3 separate regions of the Homo sapiens genome follow, and regions 1 and 2 are each linked to region 3. A link is a loop called in an ENCODE intact Hi-C map of the cell type or tissue named here. Cell type or tissue: CD4-positive, alpha-beta T cell. All regions are shown on one strand. Region 1 overlaps CFAP299 (cilia and flagella associated protein 299). Region 2 overlaps CFAP299 (cilia and flagella associated protein 299). Region 3 holds the start of LOC105377305 (a long non-coding RNA gene).

Evidence for each region. Peaks named below come from ENCODE experiments on the same cell type or tissue, not always from the same donor. Only the 100,000 strongest peaks of a DNase experiment are listed, where the experiment ranks them.
Region 1: a loop joins it to region 3, with 3.0 times the contacts of the local background. A loop is called at or near these places in 8 of 110 quality-filtered maps.
Region 2: a loop joins it to region 3, with 3 times the contacts of the local background. A loop is called at or near these places in 5 of 110 quality-filtered maps.

Annotation. Positions count from the first base shown.
Region 1 is chr4:80,435,079-80,443,078 of GRCh38, reverse strand. The region is part of intron 2 of CFAP299 (cilia and flagella associated protein 299); the gene reads right to left. Among named protein-coding and RNA genes, the nearest start is that of CFAP299, 100 kb to the right of the region's middle. RefSeq lists an enhancer at 2,323-3,105. In CD4-positive, alpha-beta T cell, no CTCF peak of the experiment used is centred here; a DNase peak (open chromatin) is centred at 3,198.
Region 2 is chr4:80,536,446-80,544,445 of GRCh38, reverse strand. The region is part of intron 2 of CFAP299 (cilia and flagella associated protein 299); the gene reads right to left. Among named protein-coding and RNA genes, the nearest start is that of CFAP299, 200 kb to the right of the region's middle. In CD4-positive, alpha-beta T cell, no CTCF peak of the experiment used is centred here; a DNase peak (open chromatin) is centred at 3,475.
Region 3 is chr4:80,488,798-80,496,797 of GRCh38, reverse strand. All of the region lies in intron 2 of CFAP299 (cilia and flagella associated protein 299), which reads right to left. LOC105377305 (a long non-coding RNA gene) reads left to right here and starts at 5,248. Exons shown (of 3, transcript XR_938931.3): 1 at 5,248-5,327; 2 at 5,783-5,840; 3 at 7,791-7,926. RefSeq lists an enhancer at 112-1,017. In CD4-positive, alpha-beta T cell, no CTCF peak of the experiment used is centred here; a DNase peak (open chromatin) is centred at 3,807; H3K27ac peaks cover 1,279 bases.

The sequences.
Region 1 (8,000 bases), 54 kb after region 3:
GTCTGATCCTGGGCTCTTTTTGTTTGGTAGGCTATTAACTACTGTCTCAATTTCAGAACTTGTTATTAGTCTATTCAGGGATTCGACTTCTCCTGGTTTAGTCTTGGGAGTGTGTATGTGTCCAGGAATTTATCCATTTCTTCTAGATTTTCTAGTTTACTTGTTTAGAGGTGTTTATAGTATTCTCCAATGGTAGTTTGTGTTTCTGTGGATCAGTGGTGATCTCCCCTTTATCTTTTTTATTGTGTCTATTTGATTCTTCTCTCTTTATTTCTTTGTTTGTCCGGCTACTAGTCTATCTATTTTGTTAATCTTTTCAAAAAACCAGCTCCTGGATTCATTGATTTTTTGAAGGGTTTTTCGAGTCTCTATCTCCTTCAGTTCTGCTCTGATCTTAGTTATTTCTTGTCTTCTGCTAGTCTTTGAATTTGCTCTTGTTTCTCTAGTTGACTTTTAATTGTGATGTTACGGTGTCAATTTTCTCATGTGGGCATTTAGTACTATAAATTTCCCTCTAAACACTGCTTTAGCTGTGTCCCAGAGATTCTGGTATGTTGTGTCTTTTTTCTCATTTGTTTCAAAGAACTTATTTATTTCTGCCTTAATTTCGTTATTTACCCAGTAGTCATTCAGGAGTAGGTTGTTCAGTTTCCATGTAGTTCTGCGGTTTTGAGTGAGTTTCTTAATCCTGAGTTCTAATTTAATTGCACTGTGGTCTGAGAGACTGTTTGTCATGATTTCCATTCTTTTGCATTTGCTGAGGAGTGTTTTACTTCTAATTATGTGGTCAATTTTAGAATAAGTGCTATGTGGTGCTAAGAATGTATATTCTGTTGATTTGGGGTGGATAATTTTGTAGACATCTATTAGGTCTGCTTGGTCCAGAGCTCAGTTCAAGTCCTGAATATCCTTGTTAATTTTCTGTCTTGTAAATATCTGTCTAATATTGACAGTGGGGTGGTAAAGTCTCCCACTATTATTGTGTGGGAGTCTAAGTCTCTTTGTTGGTCTCTAAGAACTCACTTTATGAATCTGTGTGCTCCTATATTGGGTGCATATATATTTAGGATAGTTAGCTATTCTTGTTGCATTGATCCCTTTACCATTATGTAATGCCCTTCTTTGTCTCTGATGATCTTTGTTGGTCTAAAGGCTGTTTTATCAGACAGTAGGATTGCAACTCCTGCATTTTTTTGTTTTCCATTTGCTTGGTAAATATTCCTCCATCCCTTTATTTTAAGCCTATGTGTGTTTTTGCACATGAGTAGGTTCTCCTGAATACAAGCACACTGATGGGTCTTGACTCTTTATCCAACTTGCCAGTCTGTGTCTTTTAATTGGGGCATTTAGCCCATTTACATTTAAGGTTAATATTATTATGTGTGAATTTAACCCTGTCATTATGATGCTAGCTGGTGATTTTGCACATTAGTTGATGCAGTTTCTTTATAGTGTTGATGGTCTTTACATTTTGGTATGTTGTTGCAGTGGCTGGTAATGGTTTTTCCTTTCCATATTTAGTGCAGCCTTCAGGAGCTCTTGTAAGGCAGGCCTGGTGATGACAAAATCTCTCAGCATTTGTTTGTCTGTAAAGGATTTTATTTCCCCTTCAATTATGAAGCTTAGTTTGGCTGGATATGCAATTCTGGGTTGAAAACTCTTTTCTTTAAGAATGTTGAATGTTGGCCCCCACTCTCTTCTGGCTTGCAGGGTTTCTGCAGAGAGATCCGCTGTTACTCCAATGGACTTCTTGTTGTGGGTAACCTGACCTTCCTCTCTGGCTGCCCTTAACATTTTTTCCTTCATTTCAACCTTGGAGAATCTAACAATTGTGTGTCTTGGGGTTGGTCTTCTCAAGGAGTATCTTAGTGGTGTTCTCTGTATTTCCTAAATTTGAATGTTGCCCTGTCTTGCTAGGTTGGGGAAGTTATCCTGGATAATATCCTGAAGTGTTTTCCAACTGGGTTCCATTCTCCCTGTCACTTTCAGGTATATCAATCAAACATTGGTTTGGTCTTTTCACACAGTCCCATATTTCATGGAGGCTTTGTTCATCCCTTTTCATTCTTTTTTCTCTCATCTTGTCTTCACACTTTATTTTCATTTGATCTTCCATCTCTGATATCTTTACTTCCACTTGATTGATTCGGCTATTGATACTTGAGGATGCTTCATGAAGTTCTCATGCTGTGTTTTTCAGCTCCATCAGGTTATTTATGTTCTTCTCTAAATTGGTTATTCTAGTTAGCCATTCCTGTAACCCTTTATCAAGGTTCTTAGCTTCCTTGCACTGGGTTAGAATATGCTCCTTTAGCTTGGAGGAGTTTGTTATTACCCACCTTCTGAAGACTACTTCTGTCTATTCATCAAATTCATTCTTTGTCCAGTTTTGTTCCCTTGCTGGCAAGGAGTTGTGATTCTTTAGAGGAGAAGAGGCATTCTGGTTTTTGGAATTTTCAGCATTTTTGCACTGTTTTTTCCTCATCTTTGTTTTTTTTAAATCTTCTGTTGATCTTTGATGCTGATGACCTTCAGATGGGGTTTTTGCGTGGGCATCCTTTTTGTTGATGTTGATGTTATTGATTTCTGTTTGTTAGCTTTCCTTCTATCAGTCAGGCCCCTCTGCTGCAGGTGTGCTGGAGTTTGCTGAAGGTCCACCCCAGACCCTGTTTGCCTGAGTAACACCAGAGGAGGCTACAGAGCAGCAAAGATTGCTGCTTGCTCCTTCCTCTGGAAGCATCGTCCCAGAGGGGCACCCGCCAGATGCCAGCCGGAGCTCTCCTGTATGAGGTGTCTGTCGAGCCCTGCTGGGAGGTGTCTCCCTGTCAGGAGGCATGGGGGTCAGGGACCCACCTGAGGAGGCAGTCTGTCCCTTAGCAGAGCTCAAGCATTGTGCTGAGAGATCCGCTGCTCTTTTCAGAGCTGGCAGGCAGGAACGTTTAAGTCTGCTGAAGCTGTGCCCACAGCCTCCCCTTCTCCCAGGTGCTCTGTCCCAGGGAGATGGGAGTTTTATCTATAAGCCCCTGATGGGGGCTGCTGCCTTTCTTTCAGAGATGCCCTGCCCAGAGAGGAGGAATCTACAGAGACAGCTTAACTACAGCGGCTTTGCAGAGCTGTTGGGGGTTCCGCCCAGTTCGAACTTCCTGGCAGCTTTGTTTACACTGTGAGAAGAAAACCACTTACTCAAGCCTCAGTAATGGTTGATGCCCTTCCCCCCACCAAGCTCGAGTGTCGCAGGTCGACTTCAGACTGCTGTGATGGCAGCAAGAATTTCCCGCCAGTGGATCTTAGCTTGCTGGGCAGCTGGGCTCTGTGGAAGTGGGACCTGCTGAACAAGACCACTTGGCTCCCTGGCTTCAGCCCCCTTTCCAGGGGAATGAATGGTTCTGTCTCACTGGCATTCCAGGCACCACTGGGGTACGAAAAAACTCCTGCAGCTAGCTTGGTGTCTGCCCAAACAGCCACCTAGTTTTGTGCTTGAAACCCAGGGCCCTGGTATTGTAGGCACCCGAGGGAATCTCCTGCTCTGCAGGCTGGGAAAACTGGGGAAAAGCATAGTATCTGGGCCGTATAGCACCATCCCTCATGTCATAGTCCCTCAGCTTCCCTTGACAAGGGGAGGGAGTTCCCCGAGCCCTTGAGCTTCCCGGGTGAGGTGACGCCCTACCCTGCTTCTGCAAGCCCTCTGTGGGCTGCACCCACTGTCTAACCAGTCCCAATGAGATGAGCTTGGTACCTCAGTTGGAAATGCAGAAATCACCTGCCTTCTGCGTTGGTCTCCCTGGGAGCTGCAGACTGGAGCTGTTCCTATTTGGCCATCTTGCCCTGAAACCCTAATTGCTTTTTTAGAGTAAGCAACAAACTAAAGATTCCCTCAATCATGACTATAACTTAATATTGTTCTCAATTTAGTAATCAAAACAAAATTAGATAATAGAAATAAGTGATAAATATAGGAAGGGAGAAGACAAATTTAAAATAATTGCAAACAGTATAGTGTCTTCGCTAGACAACATGAAAAATTGGACTGGAAAACTACACTATATACTAGTAAATCACAAAATTTATATACAAAAATAGATAGCTTTTTAGAACACTGTTGAATTATTTTTAAAAAATGATTCTATTTGAAATAACCATTGCAAAAAAGACCTACATATAAATCCAATAATCAAAAAGACATACTATTGTGCTGTAAATATCGACTGAGGAGCATAAAATATTTAAGGAAATGAGTAGACAAATCACTTTCTTGTATGGAATGACTTAATACATTTACCAATTCTATTTCTCTCTCTTACTAGTACAATACAAGTTAAAATACCTAGAAGAGCTTCAAATTGTACATAAGGATTGTAAATTACAATTGAGAAAAAAGGAGAAAAGCCTGGACATTTCTAAGAATAAAAGTTGTAATAATTAAATCAGCTTGTTAAATGGATTTTAAAAACAGACAGATGAATAGAACAGGAGAGAGTCAAAATGAAACCAAGTTCAGATGAGAATTTATTTTATGGCAAAGGTAACGTTCAAATTAGTGGAGAAAGAAAAAGTTACTCAAATTGTCTCAGAAAAATCAGACAACCTTAATCCTCACAAATAGATGAAATATGTAAGCACATACATGTTGGTAGAAGAAAAATAAATTTATATTGTAAGAGTTGGGATGACATTTGGAAGCTGGACATGAAACAGATAAGCAAGAGTAGCCTCCCTGCCATTCCTCAGACACATTAGGCCCCCTGGAAACTCAAGGCCTTTGCATTTACTGAAGGCTTTTCCTAGACTTCTTTCATCAAACCTGCACCAAACAGCCTCATGACTTACTCACTTCCTTCACGTTTTTATTCAAATGTTATCTTAGTGAGGTCTGTGGTCTCAAATTGCAACCCACACTAATCTCACCCCTCTATTCTGTTTCCTTGCATTAATTTTTCTACTTTAGCACTTGCCACCATCTAACATATTCCATATTATTGTACTTATTTATCTTGTTTATCATCTAACTTCCCCAATGACACAGCAAGCTTCATAAAAGCAAAGATGCTTTTTCTGTTTTGTTCACTTCTCAATGCTTACAAGACTGCCTAAGACATACTAAATGCTCAAAATATATTTTATGAGTAAGAAAAGAATAAAAGGTCAAAGAAATAAGAAAGAAACCTAAAGAAAATGGTGTAAATGAAGCCAAAAAAAGGACAACAACAATAGTGCTATAAGCTGTAGAGAAGCCTAGTTAGACAAGTAGACAAAAGTGCCCATTAAAATAAAAATTACAATATTACTAATCGCTTTGGCAGGACCAGTTTGGGAAGCAATTCTCCATGGGTCTCTTGCATTTCTACACAGGATAGTAGCAGAGATACTGTCTTTTGTTCCAGACTATCTTTTCAAGGATGTCTGTATAGTGACCAGCCTTGGAAGATGTATCTTATAACTCTGGTAGATGGAGATAGTGTCTCCCCTCTGGAGCAAAGGACAGGCATGTTTACTGCCCTTTATTAAAATTTTGGGCTTTCCATCTCTCAGGATCCCTCTTCTGCAACGTGACTCAGTAAGTGTACAGGGTATCAGCTCGCCTCCATCGTGTTCCCTTATGGAAACTGGGGCTCAGAGAATAGGCGCAAAAGCTGTTGAGACTCTGGCTGCTGCTATTTCTGTGAATAATAAATTGACCTTCATCTCTAACTCAGGAGTCTTGGTCTCCTGCCGCATTCATTACACTATTGCAGGCTAGCTTATTAGTAGTGGGCAAGTAGGTAAAATCTCAGACTTTTTCCAGTTCTAGAGAGATAAATGGCAAAAATTAGGACTTTGTATGTATACATCAGCACTAGCAATGATATAGTAATTCAGTTCCACTCAATACAATATCAAATAACACCTTAGAAACATTGCCTCAAATTCCCTTTCACCTAGATGATATTTAGTTGTATAATATTTATGTAGGATAATTCACTGTAGTCATTTATCTGGTTATTATCTAACTCTTAGCCACAAGCAATATCGATACCCTGGCTAGCCCTATGTCCCAGCAGAAAAATGAGGGATACATGCAGCAGAACTTACCAGACTACATGAATACAAAACAGCTGTTAAAGCAATTCCTTCAAATCATGAGTAAAAAATAAATGCTTATTTTTTATGCCACTTTGATTTTAATATTATTGTTATTAAACAGAAGCAATAGCTGACTGTTACGAGACCCAAAATATCAACACCTTCAATGTGATCAAAGTTCATTTCTCCCTTATGTCACATGCTAGAGGGAGGCAATGCAGGGGACAAAAGACAGCTCTGCTGCACAAAATTACCCAAGGACAAAAGGTCGTATTATATTTTTCTCTATTTTCCCCCCAAAATCATCTTTATCTCTTGTTCCAAGATAGCTTAATACCTTACCTATGTTTCAAAAAATTTAGTATGGAGAAAGGGAGGCAGAAAGGCAATACACTTTACTTTTAAATCCCACATTTTGGCCAGGCACGGTGGCTCACACCTGTAATCCCAGCACTTTGGGAGGCCAAGGCGGGTGGATCATGAGGTCAGGAGATTGAGACCATCCTGGCTAACACGGTGAAACCCCGTCTCTACTAAAACATACAAAACAAAATTAGCCGGGCATGGTGATGGGTGCCGGTAGTCCCAGCTACTCGGGATGCTGAGGCAGGAGAATGGCGTGAACCTGTGAGGCGGAGCTTACAGTGAGCTGAGATCGCGCCACTGCACTCCAGCCTGGGCAACAGAGTGAGACTCCGTCTCAAAAAAAAAAAAAAAAAAAGATATCCCACATTTTGTACCCATCAAGTTTCCTCACAGCCCATTTATCAGATATAAGTCACATGGCCACACCTTGCTTTAAGGGAAGTAAGACAACTTACCATATTTTTGGAAATCCTAACTAAAAATCAGGTGCTACATCACTGTGAAAGCAGGAGAGAATGGAAATTTGCATGCAGTTAACATTCTTTGCCACAGTCTGTCCACGTTGCAACCCAAGTATCTATGCAGTCTCTCTTACTTACATGGAGCATATTTGTCACCTCCACAGAGAGGAAACTTCCAAATCTCATCAATTACTGCACCCAGCTGAAAGTCCCTCTCATCTGGTGATGTGTAGCTCTTTACATTAAAGATAGATATGGGGCCTCATGGTTTGACAACCTATAAACTAAAATAAAAGTTTATATTTCCCCAGCACACACAATACTCAAGGCTTGTAAAGAAATTGGATATGGCCATCTAAACTGCCCCTCATGAGCAAAAAGGGGAATTGATAGACACATGGTAGTCCCTGGACTGTGACATTAATCACATCCCACTAGGTAGGAATTACAAATATTCCCTGATCAACCATGGAGTAAGTCCCTTGGTAAGGCCCATCTGGAAGTCTCTAATTCAAAGCCCTTTGCTCAACCCTCTGCAAGGTGCTTTTCTATCTTGTGTCCTCCCTTGCCATGAATCAAGTAGACATTACTGAAATCATTCTTCTTGGGAGATTGCAATGTTTTTGTAGCCTGCTTCTTGCTGGTCCAAGTTTGGCAGCCCAGAGATTTCCTTAGGGGTTGAACAATTACAGGCTTTTTCAGGCCATGTTGTTGTTCTTTATCCATACAATTCCCTCAAAAACTTAGTAAGCTTGTAGGCAATTTGTTTTGGATTAGTTCCATATATTAAGTAACTATAGCCAAAGATCTAATTTGAACGTAGTGTTCAAACCTAAAGATGCTTGCCTTTCCTTATTACCCTGTGTGCTTGCTCACCCCCTCTCTGGATGGAAGATACATTCAGGCTATCTGAGCCATTTTGTTTGGGTGGGAAAGCAATACCCTTAATTTTATTTTGCCTCTGGTCTGGCTCCCAAATCTGGCAGGGCATTGAGCTTATCTCCTACTAAGGCAGTGGCTTTGAAGCCACCAATTATAATTCCTTTGGTTTGAAGTACAGGAAAAGTTGCCTTTTTCAACCCTTAAAGTCCTCAAATTATAGTACTCTCTGTG
Region 2 (8,000 bases), 48 kb before region 3:
GTATTGTTTCTCTATCCAACTTGCCACTCTATGACTTTTAAGTGGGGCATTTGGCCTGTTTGTGTTCCAAATGTAAAGAGCTATATGACATTGATATGTGAGGATTTGATTCTGTTATCATGCTGTTAGCCAGTTGTTATGTAGACTTGATTGAACAGTTGCTTTATGGTACCAATGAGGTATTCCCTTAAGTATGTTTTTGTGGTTGCAGGTATTGTTCTTTCATTTTTATGTTTAGTATTCCCTTTATGACTTCTTGTAAAGCAGGTGTAGTGGTAACAAATTCCCTTGGCATTTGCTTGTCTGAAATGGATTTTATTTCTCCTTTGCTTATAAAGTTTGGTTTGGCAGAATATGAAATTCTTGGTCGGAATTTCTTTGCTTTAAGGATGCTGAAAATAGGCCCCCAGTCTTTTCTAGCTGGTAATGTTTCTACTGAAACATCTTCTGTTAGTTAGCCTGATGGGGTTCCCTTTGTATGTGACCTGACCCTTCTCTCTAGCTGTCTTAAGACCTTTAAGATTTTTTTTCTTTTCCACTGACCATGGAAAACTGATGACTGTGTGTCTTGGGGATGGTTGTTTTGCATAGTATCTCACATGGGTTCTCTGAATTTCTTGAATTTGCATGTTAATCTCTCTAGTGAGATTGGGAAAATTTTCATGGACTTTATTCTCAAATATAATTTCCAAGTTACTTGCTCTCTCCTTTTCTCTTGCAGGAATGCAGAACGATAAGATTCTTCTCTTTACATAACTCCAATATTCTTAGAAGTTTTGTTCATTTTAAAAAATTATTGTTGTCTCCCTGTGTTGCTTTGAAGGAGTGATCTTCAGAGTCTGAGATTCTTTCGTCGGTTTGGTCTATTTGGTTGTTGATGCTTCCTATTGTATTTTGAAATTCCTGTGTCAAATTTCTAATTTCCCTAACTTCAGTTTGGTTCTTTCTTAGAATGGTTATGTCATCTTTTGACTTTTAGGTTATTTTACTGCTTTCCCTGGATTGGGTTTCAACCTCCTCTTATATCTTAATGGACTTCCTTGCTGTCCAGATTCTGAATTCTGTGTCTGACGTTTTAGCCATTTCAATCTGGTTAAGAATCATTGCTGGGGAGCTGGTATAATCATTAGGAGGTAAGAAAACATTCTGGCTTTTAGAGTTGCCAGAGTTCTTGCACTAGTTCTTTCTCACCTATGAGGGCTGATGTTCCTTTACACTTTGAAGTTGCTGTCCTTTGGATAGGGCTTTTGTTTTTGTGATCATTATTGCCTTGAGCATTTGACTGTGGTGCCAGTTGCGTGTAGTTGAATGACTGTTTCTAGATACTTTCAGAGATTCCAGGCAAAGCTCTGCACTGGTGAACTGTGTGCTCTAACCCTAGGTGGCTGGGACCAGGTCTGTAACTTTGTCCCCTGGTACCTTGAGGTTGAGCCCTGGCTGGGCTGGAGGGTTTGAGGTGCTCCTAGGCCACTGGCAACAGCACTCTGTAAGGGATGGTGGGGGATGCTTGGTTGTGGGCGTAAGTGCTCCAGCAGGGGCAGCAGGGGCATGCAGGTGAGAAGCACTCTGGTGGGGCATCAGGGGCACCATAGGCAAATATGCTCCAAAGGGGCAGCAGCAGGGTCACACGCAAACATTCTGGCAGGAGGCTATCAGTAAAAGCACTCCAGTGGTATGGTAGTGGCCTCTGGCAAAAAAAAAAAACTATGGCAATGGCCACTGGTAAAAGTGCTCTGGCAGGGTAGGTGAGGCTACACTGTGTGAATGCACAGCCAGGCAGAGACTCTGGAAGGGACTGGCAGAGAGCAGGGAGTGCAGATCAGACTTGCCCTGGTCCCGTGAGAAAGACAGCCCTGCTCTCTCCAGGTCTGGCAGCTAACATAGGTCAGAGCCACCTCTTCCACAGGAGTTGTTCAGGGCTTGGAATGCATTCTGGTACTCCGCAACCCTGTGGAGCATTCTTGGTTTCCTCCTCCTTCAGTACCAACATCTGGATCATTTATCTAACCTCTCTCAGTGGGTTCTCTCAGATGGTCTGTTAAGAGTATGACAGTTTACTCGATATTCTGGTCTGTCTCAGTAGGAGAAATTCTTCCTGGCTGCATTAAATGGCCATATTTTCTCAAGCCTGATGATTACAAGGTGATGTCCCATGATAGGCTGTATGCAAACTAAGTAAAGAAAAAAGCTGGTAGCAGGGTTCAGTCCAAATCCAAAAACCTCAAAACCAGGAAAGCCAACAGTACAGCCCTCAGTCAGAGATTGAAGGCCTGAGAGCCGCTGGGAGGCTGCTGGTGCAAGTCCCAGAGTCCAAAGGCTGAAGAACCTGAAGTCTGATGAACAAGGGCAAAAGAAAAAGCCAAGCATGCGCCAAGGCACTAGAGAGAGTGAGCAGACTCAACAAGCAAACTACTTTGGATTTTCTTATTTTTCTTATGAATATGCCTTCTGTCCTTGATACCTTTTTTTTTTTAATTATTATACTTTAAGTTTTAGCATTGGGAGATATACCTAATGTCCTTGATACCTTTGTTCATGCACGGTAACGGCTCAATAATGGCCTAGTACTATGGTAATAGGTAAACAACTTGAAACTCCTACAACATTATTTTACATTTCCCATAAATTCATTGGATCCTTTTCTTTTTCTTTATAGCACTTATAACATTTATCTTTGTGTTTAATTATTAAATGTCTATTCTCCTCACTAAGCTGAATCTAGTGAGAGCAAGAATATCTTGCTGAACTCTGTATACCCAATAAGTAGCAAAGTGAATGTTTGTGAACAGAATAAATTAATTTATGAAGTACCTACTGCATCAGTTACTCAGATAGGACTAAAGATAGAAATATAAGACTATGTAGGTCTCATCCTTAAAGAGCTACAAATGCAATGGGGGAAGATAAAACATCAAACAGATAATTAAAGGAATTTGGTAAAATCTGTGATATACACTGAGTACCAAATAATCCTATATAAAATGATATATAATACTGCATCAAAAATATCCTAAGGTTCTTGTACATATATGCATATATAGGTCTTTAACACATTTAAAACTTTGATTGAAGTAACCCATCTGTTTCTTTGAAGAAATGCTTAATTCATACAATGATCGGAATTACTAACCACAATGAAGCAACATGGAAACAAAGAGTTCAAATAAACTTAACAATGTTTATATGGAGTTCACATAAACAGAGAAATTATACTTCTGCAATGTCTAAGGAGTCGGAAAAATCTTTACGTATGGTATTTCTCACAGTTATCTTCACTGTCATATGAAACACTTATTTTCTGTTCATATGTCTAAATCACATAAAATAGTATCTCCATTATATTTCTTGTAAAACGAAAAATATATTACTAAATGTCTTAGGGGAAGCAAATTTCTCTTTTTGTAGCAAGGTTTTAATTTGAATAAGACACAGAGATCGGGGTAAGAATTGAGTCATCTGCTTCTCTGATCCTTCTTTGTGGTTAGAGGCTCTGGTAATTATCAAGAATAAAAAATCCCCATCAAAGGAACAGATGAGAGTTTCACAAAAGTTGAAAGGGTTTGTTAGATAGTTCCTGCTAATCACTACAAAGGTTTGTTATAAGATATAAGAAATAAATACTTGGTGGCATTTGTGACATACTAAGAGTTCTTCATTATTTCTACATCTTAAAATATACAATATTTACTTTAGATCATGAAAATAAAACCTACACATGGAAAATATATATACTTCATCCTTCTGGTTGGAATGAGAGGTTTTTTAACTTGCTATCCATGTGTAGAAACACGCTGGATATCCTGACATATGATCACCAACTCTGCCTTTCCTCTTTTTATGTGCAAACAGACTTTGTTTTGGTTTCTAGCTAAAGGGGCTCATTATAAAGAATCATTTTCCTGTAAATCTCTCTGTGTCATCAGAATAGTCATAAAATTCTACATTTATCATTGTAGTTTACAAGCTAATTTGCCTACTGTTGTTTTCTGCCCTTGTTTGGGGTAATGAATTAATGTACTCTTGTAACATTATTTACTGAACCTGCTTACAATTTCTTTACTTCATCAAACAATAGAATAGCTACTGATTTCTCAAACTAGGAACGTTTCATTAATCCTAAAATGGTTAAAGAATATTTTCATCTATTGCCTGTCCTCTGTTTATTAAAATGAAATTCAGGAAAAATTAGACTCCAGAAATTCACTGCATACCTCAATGTTCTTAAACAACAGAATCTACTCTGAATAGGTTAAGCATAAAGGAAACTTATTGAAACACCTTAAGGAGTTCACAAAACTTCCAAGAAGGCCAGAAAGCTAGACTCACAAGCGACAGCATTTAGAAAATGCTCAGCTATACTGAATTAATTCCTTTGGCAAAAACACAATTGCCTGTGCACTTGACTAAGACAGCGCAGCTTTTACAGACTCCACAGTTTTTACACAAAATACTAAAACTAGATTTCAGATTCTCTCCTGCTGGCCCCAGGAGCTAAATGCTCTGCTAACCAAAAGAAGCATTCTCAGTCGGCTTGCTTCCCTCATCTTGGACACCTCTAAATCCAAATCTCCTGCAAATGCATTGATTATTCACACTACAGTCATATCTTTATGTCCTGGCAGCAAGACAGGCTAGGAGAATAACCTTTATTTTCTACTTTGGGGAGGTGTTCAAAATGTGTTTTCTTAGATTCTATATTTTTCTACTTGGCATCCATTAATCACAGGGCCAAGCTAATTGCTAAGGTTGTTTACATCTCTTCTATTATCCAGCTTTAGCAGTAGTATGAAAATCATATTACAAATTCTCCAACAAATTCCAACTCCATACCCACTACCTGCTTCCTGTATTTAACTCTCACACGCTAAGCCAGTATCACCTCTACCCACAATCAGCCTAAATCACCCAGAGCCAAGTACCAGAAAACTAAAGGCCCTACAGCCCAGAGCCCATTGGCATTATTCAAACTAGCCAATCCTAAGCTGTTTCTCCTCCCCTGCCTTGACTTTCCCATGAAAAACACAATAAATGCTCTGGGCCATGCTGTCCCTTCATTCCTGCTCCTGCCTCCTGACGAACCTGGTGCTTCCTCATGTGGTTCTGTGTGGCATGACATGTCCCCTTCTCCTGGGAAATGTAAGCAATTAATTCTTCTTTCAAAAGGCAGTTGTCTCCACGTTTGACACTGTTTTATACTTGATTAAAACAAAATACAGGGTATAAATTTTAGAACAGGAAGGCAAGATGTATAACCTGAGGAACTCTCCAAATATAAGGTGGGTATTCCAAATGTTGTATAGCTACAAACGTGAAAAATGACCAATATATCTACTAGGTAAATGAGATACTTTTACTAGTGGAAATTGTTTCAATTAATTTAATTTAGTGGAACAAATTGCATACTTCCCTGAGGAAATCACTATTAATCTTTAAAATTAACTCCTGAGTGTAAAGATGTCTTTGGAGCTGGAAAGCCAACTAAAAACCTATTAAGGAATTCACAAGAAATGTTAACTTTACTGTTCATAAAACAAGTTTTAAAGTAGCTTAATCTGAGAGTTGGGGAAGATGTAGCATTCTTTTACTAATTTTGGTTAATGAAATACAGTCTTGCATCACTTTACGGGTATATATTCTGAGAAACGCAGAGTTAGGCAAGTTCATCATGCAAACATCATAGAATGCACTTATACAAACCTAGATGGTATAGCCTACTACACACCTAGGCTACAGGGTATAGCCTGTTTCTCCTAGGCGACAAACCTCTACAGCATGTTACTGTACTGAAATACTGGAGGCAATTTTAACACAAAGGTAAGTATCTATGTATTTAAACATATCTAAACTTATAAAAGGTACAGTAAAAACACAGTATAAAAGATAAAAAATGGTACACCTGCATAAGGCACTCACCATTAATGAAGTTTATAGAACTGGAAGTTGCTCTCGGTGAGTCAGTGAGTGAGTAAGTGGTGAGTAAATGTGAAGGCCTAGAAATATTCTTGTATAATACTTAGACTTACATACACTGTACAGTTAAGCTATACTAGATTTATTTTTAAATTTTTATTTCTTCAATAATAAATTAACCTTAGCTTGCTATAACTTTTTAACTTATATTTTTAAAACTTTTTAACTCTTTTTAAATAACACTGAGCTTAAAAGACAAACATTGTACAAAAATACAAAAATATTTTTCTTTCTATAAGACTTTATGTATTTTTTAAGATTTAATTTTTATTTTTACTTTTGAAATAACTAGCAATGCAGGTTTGTTACACCTACAAACTTACTTACAGACACCTGAGTAATGCTGCAATGTTACAATAGCTATGTTACAATAGCTACGATGTCACCAGGAGACAAATTTTTCAGCTCCATTATGATCTTATGGGCCATGGTTTATGCAGTCCATCATTGGCTGAAAGATGATTATGTGGCACATGACTGCAGTCTTCATATGACAGATTTCAGAGTAGTTAAAATATTTTATTTTTGACAAAAATTTTATACATTTTCAGCATAGAACATGATGTTTTGATATATGTACATTTTGGGAAATGGTTAAATCAAGCTAATTAATATATTCATCACATCACCTATTTTTTTTTTGGAGAGAACATTTAAGATCTAATCTCTTAGCAACGTCCATGTCTACAATACATTATTAACTATAGTCACCATGCTATACAATGGATCTCCACAATTTATTCATCCTAACTGAAACTTCATACCTTTTAACTAACATCTCCCTATCCCTCCCACCTCAGTGTCCAGCAACCACCATTCAACTCTCTGTTCTACAAGCTCAACTCTTTTAGATTCCACATATGACTGAGATCACAGAGTATTTGCCTTTCTGTGTCTGGCTTATTTCACTTAACATAATGCCCTTCTGGTTCATCCGTGTTGTTGCAAATGATAGGATTTTCTTTTCTTAAGGCTGAATAGTAATCTGTTGTATGTATACACCACATTTTCTTTATTTATTCATGCACTGGTGGACACTTAGGTTGATTCCACAGCTTGGCTATTATGAATGATGCTACAGTAGACATGGGGATGGAGACATTTCTTTGACATTGATATCATTTCCTTTGGACATATTCCCAGAAGTGAATTGTTGGAACATATGGTAGTTCTATCTTTAATTTTTTTGAGGAACCTCTATAATATTTTTGATAATAATGGCTGTACCCATTTATATTCTCACCAACAGTGAATGAGGGTTCCCTTTTCTCTACATCCTCATCAATACTTATTGTTTTTCAAAAACAGCCATTCTACAGTTGTGAAGCGATACTACATTGACCTTTTAATTTGCATTTCCCTGATGATTAATGATGTTGAGCATTTTTATTCCTGTTGGCTTTTGTATATCTTCCTTTGAAAAATATTTAGTTCCATTGCTCATTTTTTAACCAGGTTATATGTTTCCTTTCCTTGCAACTGAAGTGTTTGAGTTCCTTATATATTAATCCTTTGTCAGATGTATGGTTTGCAACCATTTTCTCCCATTCTCCCATTCTGTAGGTTGTCTCTTTACTATGTTGATTTTCTTTGCTGTGCTGAAGCTGCAATCCCACTTGTTTATTTTGCTGTTGCTGCCTGGGTTTTAGGGGTCATATCCAAAAAATTCATTGCCCAGACCAATGTAAAGAAGCCTGTTATCTATGTTTCCTTTGAACCATTTTATGGTTACAGGTCTCAAATTTAAGTCTTATTTCATTTTGAGTTGATTTTTGTTACATGATGTGAGATGACAGTCCATTTTCATTCTTCTGTGGGTATTCAGTTTTCTTGCCAACATTCTTTGAAGGGACCACCCTTTCCTCCCTGTATGTTCTTGGCACCTTTGTTGAAAATCAATTGACTGTAAATGTGGGGATTTATTTCTGGCCTCTCCATTTTCTTCCATTGATTTTTATATCTGTTTTTATGGTAGCATCATGCCACTTTCATGGCTATTAGTTTTGTAGTAGATTTTGAAGTCAGGTAAT
Region 3 (8,000 bases):
TGCTTCCTGTATAGCCTGTGGAATGGTATGCCAATTAAACCTCTTTTCTTTATGAATTACCCAGTCTCTGGTATTTCTTTATAGGAATGTGAGAATGGCCTAATGCAGAAAATTGGTTCCAAGAAATGGGGCATTACCACGAAGATATTAGAAAATGTGAAAGCAGCTTTGGAACTGTGGAACAGGCAGAGGTTGGAAGAGTGCCAAGAGCTCAGAAGCTAGGAAGATCAGGGAAAGTTTGGAACTTTTTAGAGACTGCTTAAATGGTTATGACCAAAATGCTGATAGTGATATAGATAATGTAGGCCAGGCTGATGAGATCTCACATGGAAATGAGGAACTTATTGGGAACTGGAGCAAAGGTCACATGTGTTATGCCTTAGCAAAGACCCTGGCTGCATCGTGTTCATGCCCCAGGAATCTGTGGAAGTTTGAACCTAAGAACAATGACCTAGGGTATCTGGTAGAAGAAATTTCTAAGCAGCAAAGTGTTTAAGATGTGGTGTGGGTGTTTCTAACACACTCTACTCATCTGCAGGAGTAAAGAAATGAGTTAAAGTTGGAACTTATATTTAAAAGAGAAGCAGAGTGTAGACGTTTAAAAAATTTGCAGCCTGGCCATGTGGTAGAGAAAGAAACAGCTTTCTAGGGAGAGGAATTCAAGCAGGATATGCAGCCACCACTTGCTGGAGAAATTTGCATAACTAAAAAAAGGCAACTGCTAATAGGCAAGACAATGGGAAAAAGGCCTTGAAGTCATTTCAGAGATCTAAGAGGCAGCCCCCTCATCATAGGCCTTGAGGCCTAAGAGGACAGCATGGTTTCCTGGGTCAGGCCCAGGGCCCACTGCTCTGCACATCTTTGGGACACTGTCCCATTCATGCTGCTGTTCCAGCACCAGCCCTGGCTCAAAAGGGCAGAGGTACACCTCTGGTCACTGCTTATTTGGGTTGCCAGAGGGTCATGAGCAATGGTAAGTTGTACGTTTCCTGAGGCCTCCTTAGAAGCTGAGCAGATGCTAGTATCATGCTTCCTGTACAGCCAGCAGAACCATAAGCCAATTAAGCCTCTTCTCTGTATAAATTGCCCGGTCTTGGGTATTTCTTTATAGCAATGTGAGAATAGCGTAATACATCTAGCTAATTTTTTAAAACAAATTTTTTATAGAGATAGGGTTTGTGTTGTCCAGGCTGATCTCAAACGCCTGGCCTCAAGCTGTTTTCCTGCCTCAGTGTCCCAACATGGTGAGATCATAGGTGTGAGCCACTACACCTGCGGATAAACTTATCACAATAAAAATTTGATATGAATTGTAAAATAAATTAAGTAGAAAATTTAAAAAACCTTTTTCTAAATGAAGAGAAAATGGGTACATATAATTCTTTTTTTACCCACATTAATAATTTTACAGTAACCAAGAATTGGCTGCTAAATGTCTGAATGTTTCTTTATATGATTTCCTAAAATGTTGTTTTAAATATATAGGCAAAATTTGTTCTTGCTACACACCTTTTTTGCTATATAAGTATACATTTCAGGAAGGAAATTAGAGTTTCAACCAAATTCAATAGTTTTTCTCCTTCTCTTTCTTCTTGCTAACTTCATTATAAAACCTAAGTTAATACTATATTTTAGCATTGTGGAGAAACACCAAATCCACAAAATTTAGCCTGTCTATATATGCCTTAACAAAATCAAATAAAACTTAACATATGAACTGTGATTTCTTTTAAAACAGATGTAGTGAAATGGTTATATATCTTTCTTAGGCTATGTTGGAAAAAGTGCTGGAATTAAATTCAGATACTGGAATTAAGACTCTTCAAGACCCTTCATTACCATAATCACTTTGACTTCTGAGATTTAAGATGTAATGACTGACCTGCTAGAATTTGAACTTGTGTGGGGCCTGTAGCCCTCTCTTTTGGCTGATTTCTCCCTTTTGAAATGGGAATGTTTATACCCCCATTGTATCTTGGAAATAAGTAACTTGTATCAGAATAAATACTCAATATTTATAAAATAAATGGATAACATATTAATGTACCCAACATAATTGACATTTACTACTCAACATAAAATTATATTTAAGCTGAGATGGGGAGGATGAGGAGCCATACCTATAGAACGTGCCACAGAACAATCTAAGTAGAGGGAAAAGAAATCATAGTTAAAATTGGAACACACTCTGGGTATGAAGAACTGAAAGGAGGCTAGGGTGGCCAGAGGGTTGTGAGCAAGAACCAAATGCTGTGAGACAGAAGGAAAATTAGGCAACTGTCAGATCATCTAGAGTCTAATATAACTGGTGCAAAGACTTTAGATATTTACATATAACAGGAAGCCAAGAAAAGGTTTTAAGCAAGGAAGTTAACTTGTCAGATATATGTTGTTTAAAGAAATGTATACTGCCTATTATGTGAAATAATCTAGGAGAGCTAAAAATGGGAATAGTTAACATACTTTGACAGTGAGTTGGTCTAGGATAGTGCGAAGAGCTGGTGGGAAGATAGTGAGGATAATGGGAAGAGCTTGAGATACATTTTGAAGGTAGAACCAATAGGACTTGCTGATATGTTAAATGTGAGATATGTGACAAAGAAAGGAATCTAGGGTCTCTTTTGGACAGGAACCAGCTGATTCAGAAATGCTGAGATGGGAAGAACAGGAAGAAGAGCATGGAGGTGGGATTCACTCTGCTAACTTCAAGAATATGAGATAGAGGCCAGGCGCGGTGGCTCACGCCTGTAATCCCAGCACTTTGGGAGGCCGAGGCGGGTGGATCATGAGGTCAGGAGATCGAGACCATCCTGGCTAACAAGGTGAAACCCCGTCTCTACTAAAAATACAAAAAATTAGCCGGGCGTGGTGGCGGGCGCCTGTAGTCCCAGCTACTCGGGAGGCTGAGGCAGGAGAATGGCGTGAACCCGGGAAGCGGAGCTTGTAGTGAGCCGAGATTGCGCCACTGCAGTCCGCAGTCTGGCCTGGGCGACAGAGCGAGACTCCGTCTCAAAAAAAAAAAAAAAAAAAAAAAAAAAGAATATGAGATAGAAAAGAGACAGATATCCCAGAAGAGCTAGATATAAATTTAAGTCACTAGCGTTTGAGTAGTCTGTAGCTATGGTATTGAATATGAATTCTAAATGCTCTTCAAAGAATTAATATGTCAGTATGATCAATTCTTTGCCTTCTACTTTTAAACTTAACTTCCTCATAAAGCAACCTTTTTCGATTACCTACTCCACCCTGACTCTTTCCTATCACCTGCTCTACTCTAACTCATTCTGATCACCTGCTCCACCCTAACTCATTCCAATTACCTGCTATCTGCTCTGCCCTGACTCCGCCAAAGCACTCATCCCATCATCTTTAAATTAGCCAATTGGAATTTGTTTAGCCTGTGAGATCTAACCCTAGCCAATAGGGGAATGACACAGTAGCAGGGGCCACGTGCATCAGGGATAAGAATCCCTTCCTCTCCCTTGTCCAAATGTGCACCCACCATCGGTGAGTGTGCACCCTTCTACAGAAGTACCTTGCCTTGCTGATAATTAAAAGAAAGTTTTATATTCAAGTGCTATTTCTTTTGTGGCACTGAAACTTTATTTATAACAATGGGAATGCATAATATGTGCAGTTAAAGAGGATAACTATAACTATTATATACACCTTATACACCTTAATGATTGGCAAAAGACTGTGTCAAGCATGTCTTTTTGTTCTGATGCTTCAGTGTCTGGAGTCTTGTTGACTCTACAGAGGCTGCCCCTCCTAGGGCTAACCACTTCCTGGAGATAGGAGATAACTCACCTGACTGTGTACTTTGTATATGCAAACCAAGCCACTAAAAGGCCACAACCCTCCTAACAGCCTCCTTTATCGGGCTCTCACTGAGCTCTCACACTCCAGGCCACCATCCCACAGTCTCCATCACCCCAGGGCCTGCTGAAATTATTCAAACTAGCCAATCCTAAGCCTGCTTACTCAGTCTTGCTTTGCCTTTCCTGTAGAAACCATGATAAAGGCCTTTGCCCAGGAGAAAACCCTTCCTCCTAGGAACTGTAAGCAACAAGTCATCTTTTCAATGGTGAATGTCTCATGATCTGTTGGCCTCACCATACCTTAATAATAATAAAACCTGTATTTTAAACAGACATTTTAGATGCATGAAAATGTGTCTTGAAAATTCTAGTGTTATTAAATAATTATGTATCATACTATACCAAGTTGCATTTCTCTGACTCCATACACTTCCCAAGTCCCTATATTTTCTCTTACATAAAAACTCTGCTTTTAAACTCCTGTTAGTCCCATCTATTTTACCTGGATCCTCAAAACTGCTAGCTTATCATGATGAGCCATCATATGTTTATTTACTCTCACAAACATTCCTATCATTAATTCTGACAGTGCATTGACAAAGACATTGTTGATGAAAAGAGTCGAAATCTGTAAAATATCTGAAGAGATTTATTCTGAGCCAAATATAAGTGACCATGGCCCATGACATAGCCCTCAGGAAGTCCGTCCTGAGAACACGTGCCCAAGGTGGTCGGGGCACAGCTTGGTTTTATAGACGTTAGAGAGGCATGAGACATCACTCAAATACATTTAAGAAATGCATTGGTTTGGCCCAGAAAGGTGGAACAACTCAAAGTCGGGAGGCTTCCAGGCTATAGGTGAATTTAAATATTTTCTGGTTGACAATTGGTTGAGTTTGTCTAAAGATCTGGATAGACAAAAACGGTTAAGATAAAGATTAAGGTAAAATAAGATACAGATTGTGGAGACCAAAGTTCTTTTGAAGTCTTATAGTGGCTGCCCTTAGAGACAATAGGTGACAAAAGTTTCCTATTCAGATCTTAGTTAATCTCTTTAGGATTGGAAGGGTCTGGAAGAAGAAGATTTAGCTATGTTAATAGAGATTCTTTACAGAAGCAGATTTTCTCTCAGAAAGAACAGCTTTGCAGGGCCATTTCAAAATATGGCAAAGAAACATGTTTTGGGGTAAAATATTTTGATTTTCCTTTTTGTCTCATAATGTTATGGCCAGAGTCAGTCTGGAAAGTAAATCATGATATATATGGTTAAATAAAACCCATCTGATGAGAATTTCTGATTTATAGGGCATGACTCCCCAGACCCCTTAGATAGGAATTTGGGCAAGAAAAAAAAAATCAGAGTTTAGTCCTCAACATTAACCTAAACCATTTGGTGAGAACAGAAAGTGAAAGTTTCCCAAAGTTACCAGAGCTGGGTAATATTGTGTTTATCTGAATACAACAAAAAATTCCTTTAAATAGAGAAAGAAATCGGCTATATTATCTGTAAGTCCTATTTATGAATGTGGACAATTGTATTTGGATATATATGTATATACGTTGCTCTTACATATTTTCCAGAAAATAATTTTTTTAAAAGCCTGAAAAAAACACTATTGCTGAAATGTTTTTATCAACTGGCATTCAGAATTCTAAGTTTAATTTACTACCTTTATTTTATGAACATTTAAAACTTATAGAAAATCTGGTGTTTAATCTATATTAATTCTATTTTTAAACGATAAAACTATCCTTATAATGTTTTAAAAGTCTTGCTTAGTAAAATAATCATTACATAAAATGTGGGTCTTTTCTGAAAAGCATATTACAGTTATTTTTATTACAGTTTAATAATTTTGATTCAAGCTGAATGATATCTATATTTTAAACATATTAAAGCATTTTGTGTTAGAATATTTTTACTTTTGGCAAATGTAAAATGTTCATTTTTTTTCAAGCAGAATGACAAACTACTTGAGCACTGTTGAAACTAATTTTTGTCTTTCCTAAAATGGAGAGGTAAGTAAGATGGATTAATCACACACACACATAATCCTGTTCCAAGAAATACTGTAGAAATCAAAATTTATACAATAAAAAGTAATAGGTGAATTATGTCTTTGAAAAGACAGTAATCCCTTCTGCAGAAAAATTTTACTGAGTTATTGAATTGTTATAATAGCTTAAGTCTCATACTTATTCACTACTTAATGCATTGAATTTCAAACTGTGGGATTTTTAAAAAGCCAAATATATGTGTTTTGTAAAGTGATTTAAACTTTAAGTGAAAAAAATTATATCCATGAAAGCTTGTTAAATGTTAAGAATGTAAGTTATACTATTTCTGTAAGAATATGTAAGTTATACTATTTCTACAAGAATAATAATAGGATGTAAACCCTATTGGTTCAGCATTTATTCACTGACAGATTATAATGTGGGACCTCTTCTGGTATGAGAGATTCACAGTGAACAAGACAGAGGAGCTTTCTGTACTCACAGATCTCATATTCTATGGGATGGATGTTGAAAACATCAAGTCAAAAGTGTGCGGTAATTTGTGGAAGTCAAGAGGATCAATAAGAGAGACAAGTATAGGCAGGTATTATTTAAAGAATAGCTCGAAATTACTAAATTGATTATTTTGCATTTTTTGGTGACATACATTTTTTTCAAAGTATTCCACATAATTGAAAAAGTCACTGCACTAAAGCAGCACCTAGAAATGGAGAAGAGAGGCCAAGCTATGTGAATGTCTAAAAACCACTTGAGAATTGGTATCTAAAAAGAAAGTTTTGCTTACTAGAGTTTTACAGCATATAAGAGGTAACATGGATCATGATAAAGTCAAGTTACAATTAGGAGGACAATTAATATCTGAAGCAGCTGGCTGGTCACTTACGCGGGTTGTCTCAGCCTCCTGTCGCAGGCTCAGGAGATACTAATTTCTGCTAACCAACCCCCAAGAGACTAATGTAAGCCAGATACCTAATTTGACACGGGAGTTATAACTGTCAAGTAAACTAGTAAATTTGCATCAGCTAATAAATCACCTTGTTTCTTCAAAACAGGAAATTCTATGAAGGAAGCAAATTTAAAATCAGGAAGTTACTTCAATGGCCATGGTTCTAACAGAAATAGATGAACAATCTTAATGGTCAACAAAAACAAAATTATAATTAGTAGTCTGAGAGATCATAACGATATGCATGTGTCAAGTAGACTGGTAAGTTTAAGTGCTATGGTACAACAGTCAGAGAAACTGAATTTCAAAATTTATTACACAAAAGCACTAACCTATCACTGTTAGGTAGGTATCAGAGGCAGAGAAATGAACTCTGATTTTTGCAGGAGAGATGAGGAGGTCAGCTGTCTGAATTAAAGTGCTTCATTATACATAAACTTGGCTCATCATACGTCTTTCCCTAGGCACTCTTTGATGTAGCCCAGATAGAGGAAGGGCTATTTTTGTTTTCTAAATTTGCATTTGTTGTTTTCCATATTATCTCGTCTTCTGTGATCCTAACCAAAGTTGAAACTTCATTCAGTAATAGACTCTCTGAATTTCCATGCTGCCGTAAGTGGAATTTCTGATACATTGACCACCACCTCCTTCCCTGGTTGGCAATGAAAGAAAATTGCCAACTTTAGGGCTTACCAAGATCAGGTAATGCGTGAGAAGCTGCAGCCATTTCAATGGCAGCTCCCAATTCAAAACCACAAGATGAAATTGTTTTAAAAATAGTAAAAATACCTTCAGAGACATCTTGTTGGAAAATTAAGGTCCACATTGTCCAACTAGCAAATACCTAGTCATTGCTAGACCCATCTCCAGGAAGAACATAAAAAAGTAGAAAAAAAAATTCAGAGAGGACACAACCACCTTGGTTCCTTTAAGGTTCTATTAAGTCTAAATAAAGCTTATTTCTCTTAAGGACAAGGAATATGAAGTAATTTCTTTTGTTTCAGACAACACTAAAGGTGAATCAGTACAAAGGATCCAGGCAGAAGATCTTGTGTACAGAAGCATCTAGGAAGGCCACCAGAAAGAGCATGTGTTATAGTACCCACTCTGAATACTGCTGGGAGACACAAACGTTTTTTTTGCCATCCAACTCCAGATTCCATGCTGAACCACCATTCTTTGAACAGAGTTCTTCCTTTGCATAAAATATAACA